Regions from separate parts of the Homo sapiens genome. Here region 1 is linked to region 2. Evidence: chromatin loops called from intact Hi-C (ENCODE). Cell type or tissue: OCI-LY7. All regions are shown on one strand. Region 1 has its middle 37 kb from the start of ATOH1. Region 2 overlaps PDLIM5 (PDZ and LIM domain 5).

Region 1 (5,000 bases), 800 kb after region 2:
CGGGCATAAATAAACTCCAAACAGACTCATTGGCCATGAAGGATGAGATGTGGAGGTGCCGTGGCGCCTGGGTCTCTGCCTCTCCACGGCTCCTTTCCCTAAGTCGTTCTGGTGGGTTTTTGTGTCCCAAAGTTGTCCCTATGCAAACAACAGGTTGAATATTGTAGGTGTGGGTTATTAAAGTGTCCCTGGGACAATGGCAGTCTGTGTCCCATTTGTAACGCTTGGATTAATCTTTGGAAAGTGCACACAAAATGTGACATGATGTTGGCTTCAAACATTATTCAGTCTGCATAGCAGCAAATCCTGCCCTGTCTCCCTGGAAATAAAACTCCACAGACGTATCACTGCCATCTAAAAGGAACCTATCATTTATGCTCAAGATTAGGGACACCCTGATAGAATTGTTAGGAGTTTGATTTTATAGTTTGAAGAAGCACTCACAATGGAAACAAATTATACTCTAACATCTCATTCACAGATTCCCTAAAGAAAGTCAGTAATCAGGTAAATCATATTCTTTTTTTTTTTCTGCAGATGGGAGAAATAAGAAAGGCTTTATCTTTTTAAGACAATTCCACATTAGTTTAGGATTATAACCCAGAACTGACCCCTGAAAAGAGGGAAGATTCTTGGCATTTCACCCTTTTTAATCTCATTTTTCCTTTTTGATTTTAAAGGTTCTGGAGGAGCACTAAGATGTGAAAACTGGATGAGAAAAACATGCCAAGAAGAGAGAGCGTTCATCATATTTTCTGTTTGCATACGTCCTTGGTGCTTCTGAAGCTTTGAGGCTTAGCTTCCCCTCATTGTACACAGGAAAATTCTTCTTGACTTATGTGTGTTGTTCACAAAAGTACTAAGTAGCATCATGGAATTTGAGAAGGTGTTTTCTCAAATCATTTGTTTTTGAGTGTATCTCAATATTACAATTTCAGAAGACAATTAGAACTAGGATAATAGAAATATAGAGAGAATGCATGTTAAATTACAGACAAGCATCAATGATGGTTGAAATTCCCATAGAACCAAGTTGGAAAATATGATCTGTCGTTTAAGACCAATTCCACACATAGGAGGAATTGGAAGTTGCCTAACAAAACAGATTTAGGCACAAAAGTCAGGGCATTGTTCTAGAACAATGGTCTTTAAAGTGTGCTATAGATCAATGTTTCTACGTTCATTATCAGAATCTAATTACTCTGAGTGTGATGTTTTTCTTTAATCTCTTAGGGAAGGAGGGCATCTTCAAAGCCTGCTAGGTGTGGCTTCTTTTAAATTCTGTAGTATAGACATTTTCTTACACAGCTTTTGTATGTGGATCCATCGAAACACCAAAAATAAACTGAATGCTTAGTCCTTGGTCTGAAACAGTCATCCATTTTTCTAATTTCTTGCCTTTTAATAAGTAAATTTTATGAATTTTAAGTTATACATTTATATTTCAAATACTGCTTTAATTTGTTTGGCATAGTGGGATCGAGCATAAGGTTTTATTTAGAAAACAATACAGTTTCCATTGAAAAATAGGTTAAAAAGATACTTATAAAGGACTATGGCTAAACTGCATGTACATTGTTTCACAGTTTAACTAGAAGAGGTGGGAAAAATCTGTGGAACCTGACGTCCTACCTGGAGCAGTGGATGTGGCAGTGGGTAAAGGAATAGGTGGGACCTCCAGCTGGCACTCACAAACCACCATGAATCGTCCTCTCCTCCCCTCCATCATCAATCAGAACAACCCGGGTGAGACTGAGGTTTCACCATGGATCACAAATGCCCTTGTTGTATAGACTCTAAAATTGCACATGGCCTCTTTCTGATGTGTTCTCTTTCTTGGACTTCATTTTTCACCTGCCATATGTCTATTTGGACCTGATGTTCCAATAGTTGCATTGATTTGTGTTATCCTGACATTCACTTTATTCAGAATTAAAAGTGGGGTGAAAGGGGTGTGGTAGGGTTCCCAGCATGATTTTTGTTCTGGGTCAGCCAAAGGTGAAGGAGAAGCAAAACTGAGTTAGGCCAATGCAAAATTGGCCTAATGTAGGTGAGGAAGAAAATGGTCAATTCATAATTTTGCATTGGCCTAACTCAGTTTTCAGTTTTCATTTTGCGGGTGTAGGTCAGGTAAAACCCAGCCTTCCAAGAAGAAAGTGGCTTAGTGAGATGAACAGAGCACATAAGAGAGGGCTAGGTGTGGGGGAGAATTAAAGGTACAGATGTGTATGTTGCCAAACTAGCCTCATAGCACCACTTTCAGTAGGAACAGGCATTCTCACCAAAATTGGTGAAAGGGTTAGAGAGGGAAGTGGGATTAGAATTGAGTTAACTTTTGCTGACAAAAGTCTTTGTTTTCTGATGATTTGGGCAGCAGGTTGGGGCTTGGAGGTGTCATAAGACTTTATTTAGAAATTATGAATATATGAAAATAATATGGACAAAATATTTCCATTTCTTTTCATTTTTATTTTTATGAACTAAGAAAACAACAGACACAAAATACCACCATCTACACTCAACCCTTTTGAAAGTACACTGTAAATCATCTATATTTACAAGTTTCAGATACATTCTTTTACAAATAGTAAACATTAAAACAACCTAAAGGGCTTAAATGATGGGCTTATTCATCGTTAAAGGGAAGAATAAAGTCTATTTAAAATACTTTATTTTTCAAAAGAGGGCTGAGACTTTTCACACAATGCTGTTTGCTCACAGAAAACAGAATTTAAAGCTAAACTCTCAACAAATGATACCACAGCGCCACCATCTGGCTCTACAAAAGACAGCAGGGAGTCAGTCTGTACTAGAGGAGGAGGCCCGTGTTTTCTTTCCTGGTGAGCATTTGGAGAAACAAGAAGGGGACTCTCAGTGTGACTCTGTAATTGTCACCACTTTGGCTAACATTCAGGGTGCAAGGAACTGCCTCTATTTCTTTTTCTGTTTCTATTTTAATTTGAAAAACAAACACATTTTTAGTGGATAAAACCTTTAAAAATGAAAATCTCCTTAAAGTTAGTCTTTCCTTTTTTTTTGGACAACAAATATAAAGACCGTTTTTAGTCTGAAGAGTTTGTAATTTTAGTGGTGGTTTGGTAGAGCTTCTCTAAATAGACCTGCCTTACTAATTTTCAACTTGCCTTGGATATGACCTTTTTATAATGTTGCTGAAGTTTCCTTAAGTTCTTAAAGTTCTAGACATATTTAAGATCAAAACATATTCCAATACATAATCAGAACAATTTTGGCCCTGACACGAGGTGGTGCATATTTAAAAGTCTGCTTTTAAATGCAGTGGAATACAATGTATACTTCCAAAATCTGAATGTCTTAAAGGTTTTTTTTTATTTTATATTGCAGGTTTACAAGATTGCACAAAATTGCTAAATAACAGGGTGACTAACACATATGTTTTCATTTGTACATCTCTCTAAGAAAGATCTTTTAGAACTGGATTGGAAGGTAAAATGTTAGCTTTTATTGTATTTTACACTCTTGCAGCATCAATCTTTAATTACCACTTGCATTATATTAAACAGAAATTTGTACAGAATAATAACGGTAGAACACTATTTTGAGCCTACTGTGAACAAAGAACTGTGCTAAGTGTTTTACGTCTATTAAAGCATTAAATCCTTTCAGATATGATGAGAAACGTTCTATTATTACTTCTGTTTTGTGGGAGAGGAAAATGAAACACAGAGACGTTCAGTAACTTGCCTAGGGTAGCACAGCTGACAAATGGCAGATGTGAACCCTGGCTTTTAGACTCTAATTTCTTTGGGCTGCCACTAACTTTGTTCTCTCAGGATCTTCTAAAAACATTTAACATTGTATGTTCTTTCATATTATTATGTTTTCTCTTTTTACATGAACATGTTTGTCAAAAGATTAGTTTTTAAAAATGTTATTTTAAATATTTCAATAATTTTATAGTTAAGATCATGCCACTGCACTGCAGCCTGGCGACAGAGCAAGACTCTGTCTCACAAAAAAAAAAAAATTATAGTTAAATAACATTTTTTGAGGGCTAACCTAAAGAAGCAACCATTAGGTATACCTTTTCCCTTCCTTTGGAATAATGCATTATGTGTTTAAAATAAATGACTTGGAAGTGAACTTCTGGAAATGAACTTTTTGTAAGTCCAAGACTGCTTTTATTTTACGCTATTTTCTATTTTAGATTCTAAGTAATCATTGTAGATATATTGAATTAGTCATGCTCATTTTATTGTAACGTGTCCTAAAAAGTTATTAAGAAAAATGTTTATATTTTGGCTATGTACAGAGAAACTCTTCAGTTTTTTTATTGCATCTGTTAGAATGCTTGGAATTTTCTGAAATTCTCTCTAGGGCAGTGGTCCCCAGGCTTTTTGGCACCAGGGACAGGTTTTGTGGAAGACAATTTTTCCTCCACGGATGGGCACGGGGTAGGGGTGGGGTGGGGGTGACAGATGGGGTGGGAGGAGGTGAAGTGGGGGGAGGGGGATGGTTTTGGGATGAAACTGTTCCACCTCAGATCATCAGACATGAGATTCTCCTAAGGAGTGCCCAACCTAGATCCCTCACATGTGCAGTTCACAATAGGGTCACACTCCTATGAGAATCTAATGCTGATCTGACAAAAGGCGGAGCTCAGGCAGTGCTCACTTACCCCCATTCACTTCTTGCTGTGCAGCCCAGTTCCTAACAGGCCATGGATTGGTACTGGCCCATGGCCCGGGGATTGGGGACTCCTGCTCTAGAGGTTCATATATTTCTTAAATTTATACTCTATCAATTTTAGGGAGTATGTGAATATTTAAATCTTATGTAACAACTAGCCTCCGAAACTACTCATAAACTGATCTTGAATTTTCTTTCAAAATTGAAAAATGTTTGATATGTCCCATATTATTCTGATGAGAATAGAAAAATATGAGGCCATTTGGAAGTTTTACTGTAAGTTGGGTCAAATGCTTTATGGGGAATAAAAAGGAAAAGTGTGGCACCAAAAA
Region 2 (5,000 bases):
ATTGGTTATTGAACATGTATGCTATATCTCCCTGCTTCATGGTACTCACAAATATGGGCAGCAAGTTGTGGATCTCCTCATCCAAGTCACTAATTAATCCTTTAAACAATATTCTTTGGTTAAACTACTTCAACCTTTTATGCATTTAAAAACATACTTATCAACCTCATTTCATTATTAAATTCAAAGGAATTTTAAGGGTCTTTCTTTGATCAATTGTTAAAATTAACATCTCTCCCAATCTATCCAAAATGTGTTAAGTTGGATGTGATGTGTTTCTTGAGAACTTATTCTGGGTCTTGGCAATTCTGCCCTCCTCTTCTCAGTGCTCACTAGCCATGCTTTTCAGAATGCCTGCTTGACTTTTTTCCAGATGATCTCAAGTTCAAATTAGTTTATGGTTAGAAGTTAACTTTTTTTTCCTTTTTTGAAAATCAGTACTATATTTTCCTTTTACCACTCTTCTATTTTCTTTCCCATCCAGGATTTGAAACAAACGCAGATAGTACTCAGTGAATCTCATCTGTAAGTCCTCTACATACCCTGAGCGGTAAGTCATTAAGAAAAAGAGTCTAGTGAGAACCATTTAGAATCACTTTCTGTATGGGGGGCTTCAAATCCCTCCAGGATATAAATAAACCTCTGGGTTTTGGTTATTTTTATTTGCTGTCTTTCAACACAGAGCATTTATTAGTTTCACCATCACCCTTGACGACATCACTTCTGTTTTTTACTTATCCCTTGAATAGATGTTATCTGATTGTTTTACCTTTCATATATAAAGGATTTTTGGTTTTACTGTTGGTGGGTGTACTTTTTGTAAACATACCTGTGATGCTGCTCCAACATCCCTGCTAAGAGCTTTGCTGATTTTAACAAGTATGTGATTCCACTGCTGTAAGCCAAGGGTAAACTTGATTCCACCAAATTTGCTTAAGTGTTACTTCTCTGTATTAAAGCTTCAAGTTCACTCACTGTCTAACCAATGATACACAGCTACCTGAAGACATTAAAATCTTTCAGAAATTTATTCTCAATTTTTTTCTTCTTATAAATTACTAGCATATCAGGATAAAGAATAAAGTGTGTGAAGAGGCAAAATAAGTGTGTACCACTAACTTGAAAATTCCGCAACAGGTGTCACCTTAGTTTTAACACATTCTTCTGTTCAAAGATATAAATTCAGAATCTTTGGGAGTAGTTAATTAGGTGCATCTGTGAGATGAACACCTATTACAGAGTTGGACACAGGAGTAGCATTCAAACAATACCCTTTAATAGATACAAAAATAGAAAAACACAAAAGAGAATACATGGACACATGAGACTAATTTTTAGATAAAAGCAATTTGTAGATAGTTCTTTAATTTGACTAAAAGGAAAGTGAAGATGTCTAAATATCCATACCTGTCATATGCTTTATACTATATAATATAATATATTGGTTCAATTTTCTTTTATAAAATCATATCATTCTAATAAACAAACCTTCACATAATATAAAAGTAGGAAAACTTGGACTTCTGAAACCTGCAATGTGTCTGAAATACATAAACTAGAATAGCAGCAAAAGATAGAAATTAAGCCTTCCATGATTTTGAAGTCTGCCTATCATCAATGCTCTTAATTAACTTTTGAAGTTGTGATTTCTTTTGAAGAAAAAAAAAAACTAAAGTGCAGGAGTCTTCTTCAATACTGAGTTTTAGTAAACATAAGTTTCTTTAATTATCTGGTTTAATTCAATAAAATAATTTTATTGTGTAATTTACTTCTCTAAAGGTGAAATGGAAAACAACTTATCCAAACAGCATTATAAGAGAAGGACTACCGGTCTGACAAAATTCTGCCTCTAAGGAACGTGGTGAATATTCTGGGATTATGAAAGCCAACTTGGCATATTACGAACACTGACTTTTATAAATAACAGATCTTTATAAGTGCTAATAGTACACGTTTAATTTGGTAAACAACAACAACAACAGGCATTTCCAGCATTAAACAGAATTAAACAATTTGGATGTGAAAATACATAGGAACTATGTTTCTTGGCTCAATAATTTTTAAGTACTAGTCTCACAAGGAACTGAAGTGTAGTAATTACTTATGTTCAACAGATGGCGACCTTTACATTGTAGTCAGCAAAACAGTATTTGCATAAAACAGTATACTCAACCAGCAGAAAATCAAAGATCAATTACAAATATTCCATATTTTGCAAGAGACAAAAATTACTTGATCATATACACCATTTTTTGACAGGTGGTTTTTTTACAGGTTGGCAAACATATTTTGTGGGAATGTATCTTGCTGTTCTATTTTTTGGGGCAAGTCCAATTGCTAATTCTTATCTCATGAAAATATGTGCAAATATCAGGCTAGGGAATAATTCCTGCTTTCTTTGCATAGCTTATTAAGAATAGCAGCTTTAGGTAATATACTCAACTAACGTGTCTTAATAAGGATATGTCACAAGACACCAGTATGTTTGTGAAACACAGCAATAATGAAGACATGGGATGGGTCAGCAAACTATTTCTTCATTAATCTATTTTGTGTGGGTCAATGAATATCAACAAAGTTTTAAAAAAACTTACAAAACAGTATGTTCAGAAATATGTAATTTATGCTTCCTAAATTTTCAATGAATGTACAAAGGTAATAGGTTTCTCCTTAAGAAGTAACATTAACTCTATTCTTCCAGTGCTAAAATTCCATTCTGATGGCCTTCAGCCAGAAATCATGTGGGCATTATTTGGTGCTAGAAGATAGCCTACAAGAAGACGGTTTCCCGGCTCAACATAACTGTTTTAGTTTGTGTATTGTAATTGGTAACCTGAGTTTGAATTGTTTTTCTACTAAAGGGAGAAGCAGTCACTCCTCTCCTAATGAGCATTTTAATTCTTTGACAATTGGGAAGCCATATCATACCTTATAATTCTTAACCATTGATATGGTTTGGCTCTGTGTCCCCACCCAAACCACATGTCAAATTGTAATCCCCACGTGTTGAGGGAGGGACCTGGCAGGAGGTACCTGGATCATTGGGGTGGTTTTCCCATGCTGTTCTTGTGACAGTGAGATTGTTCTCATGAGATCTGGTTGTTTAAAAGTGTGTGGCACCTCCCCCTTCTCTCTCTCTCCTGCTCCACCATTGTGAAGATGTACCAGCTTCCCCTTCACCTTCCACCATGATTGTAAGTTTCCTGAGGACTCCCACCCATGATTCCTGTTAAGCCTGTGGAACTATGAGTCAATCAAACCGCTTCCTCATAAATTACTGTCTCAGGTAGTTCTTTTTAGCAGTATGAGAACAGACTAATACAACCATAATAAATATGTGAAAAATCAGAACCCATCATTCTTTAAGCAAGGGAGATAAAGAAAAGACTGATAAAAATGTTTTGATCATTATTTTAGATATCCTTTTGCTAAACTAAAATACCACTTTATACTTATATATAGCATTAAAAATTTGAAACTACAAAGATTGATATTATTATAATATAGTAGAAAATTGAGAACATGGTGAGATCAAGAAAAACATTTTTTAACTTAAATATACTTTGACAATATGATTTTTTGGCATAAATGTGTGTGTGTGTGTGCATGTATAACATAATTATCTCTAAATAAAATTTTCTATGGTCTCCCATAATTCTCTATTCTGGTAGGCCATATATTATTAATAACTTTCTATTATTAATAGTTACTGATAAGATGGCTGTTGCCTCTTTTAAATCAATGTTGTAGATTAGATTCTTATATTTAAACATTTCCTTATTAATGATAAAATTTTCTCTATTAGTATTTCTGTTCAGAGCACTAACTAAGCATCTCATATACCTATTTCTAAAATTGTTATTCTCTCCTCATGGGAATCACCATGCTCTTCATGTTGAAACACACCAAAAACACAAAGGAAGACATTAAAAAACAAATGTTCATTTAATGAAAAAAAGTCTTTCACTAATTAACAAACAGAAAATATCAAGAAAAAAGTGTCAACTTTTGGCAATTAGATTACTCCAACAAAGTACAATTCCCCTTTCAAGTGACTTAGGTATGGTTTCACTTTACTTTCAATATAGGTATTAATGTTTTGATATTTTAATGTCTTGATATTTATATCGAACTTATATTCCATTAGAGATAGTGTGTGCCACGCTGTAAACAACTTCCCTAAAATTAGAGAATTGGAAAAATATGCAATTATATATAATTAGTAACTTTTAGTACCAAACATGGTGGGGCATACTAAAATTCTCACATTCAAAGAACTTTTACTGTAGTTGAGAAAAGAGAATATGGAGACAGATACCTGTCATCCAAAGGTAAAAAGGAAGCACCAAAAGAGAGGTGACAACAATGCTTCCAATTGGGTCCAAGTCAATGATTCTACTTAAGAATAATTTTTTCTTAAATGACAATCTGTCAAAATGAGGATTAGTATACAAAGACAGTTAGTGTATGTTATGGACCGAACTGTATCCCTCCATTATTCATATGTTGAAGCCCTAACCCACAATGTGACTATTTGGAGATAGGTCCTTTAAAGAGGTAATTAAGGTTAAATGAAGTCATAAGGGTGGGACCCTGACCCAATAGAACTGATGTCCTCATGAGAAGAAGAGACCCCAGAGCTTTCATGAGAAGAACAGACCCCAGAGCTTTCACTCTTTCTCTGTGCCCCCACAGAGAAAAAGCCATGTGAGGAGACACAGTGAGACAGTGGCCATACACAACCGTTAGGAAAGGCCTCAACAGACACCAACTCTGCTGGCACCTTGACCTAGAACTTACAGTCTCCAGAACTATGAGATAATAAGTTTCTACTGTCCCACCTAACCAGTCTGTGTATCTTGTGGCAGCCTAAACTGACTGAAAACAGTATATTTCTAACTGAAGAAACAGTTCACCAGAGATGAATTTTATAATCTTAACAACCACCTTCAAGATTAGTCATTTCATTGAATTGCTAGGCCTTTACTTACAGTTGCAGC

What was found. Peaks named below come from ENCODE experiments on the same cell type or tissue, not always from the same donor. Only the 100,000 strongest peaks of a DNase experiment are listed, where the experiment ranks them.
Region 1: a loop joins it to region 2, with 4 times the contacts of the local background. A loop is called at or near these places in 11 of 110 quality-filtered maps.

Annotation. Positions count from the first base shown.
Region 1 is chr4:93,789,557-93,794,556 of GRCh38, reverse strand. It overlaps a transcript of GRID2 not described here. Among named protein-coding and RNA genes, the nearest start is that of ATOH1, 37 kb to the left of the region's middle. RefSeq lists a silencer at 2,788-2,847. In OCI-LY7, CTCF peaks have their summits at 2,559 and 2,766 (motif pointing left); a DNase peak (open chromatin) is centred at 2,786.
Region 2 is chr4:94,593,205-94,598,204 of GRCh38, reverse strand. All of the region lies in intron 7 of PDLIM5 (PDZ and LIM domain 5), which reads right to left. Among named protein-coding and RNA genes, the nearest start is that of PDLIM5, 140 kb to the right of the region's middle. In OCI-LY7, CTCF peaks have their summits at 1,932 and 2,133; a DNase peak (open chromatin) is centred at 2,104.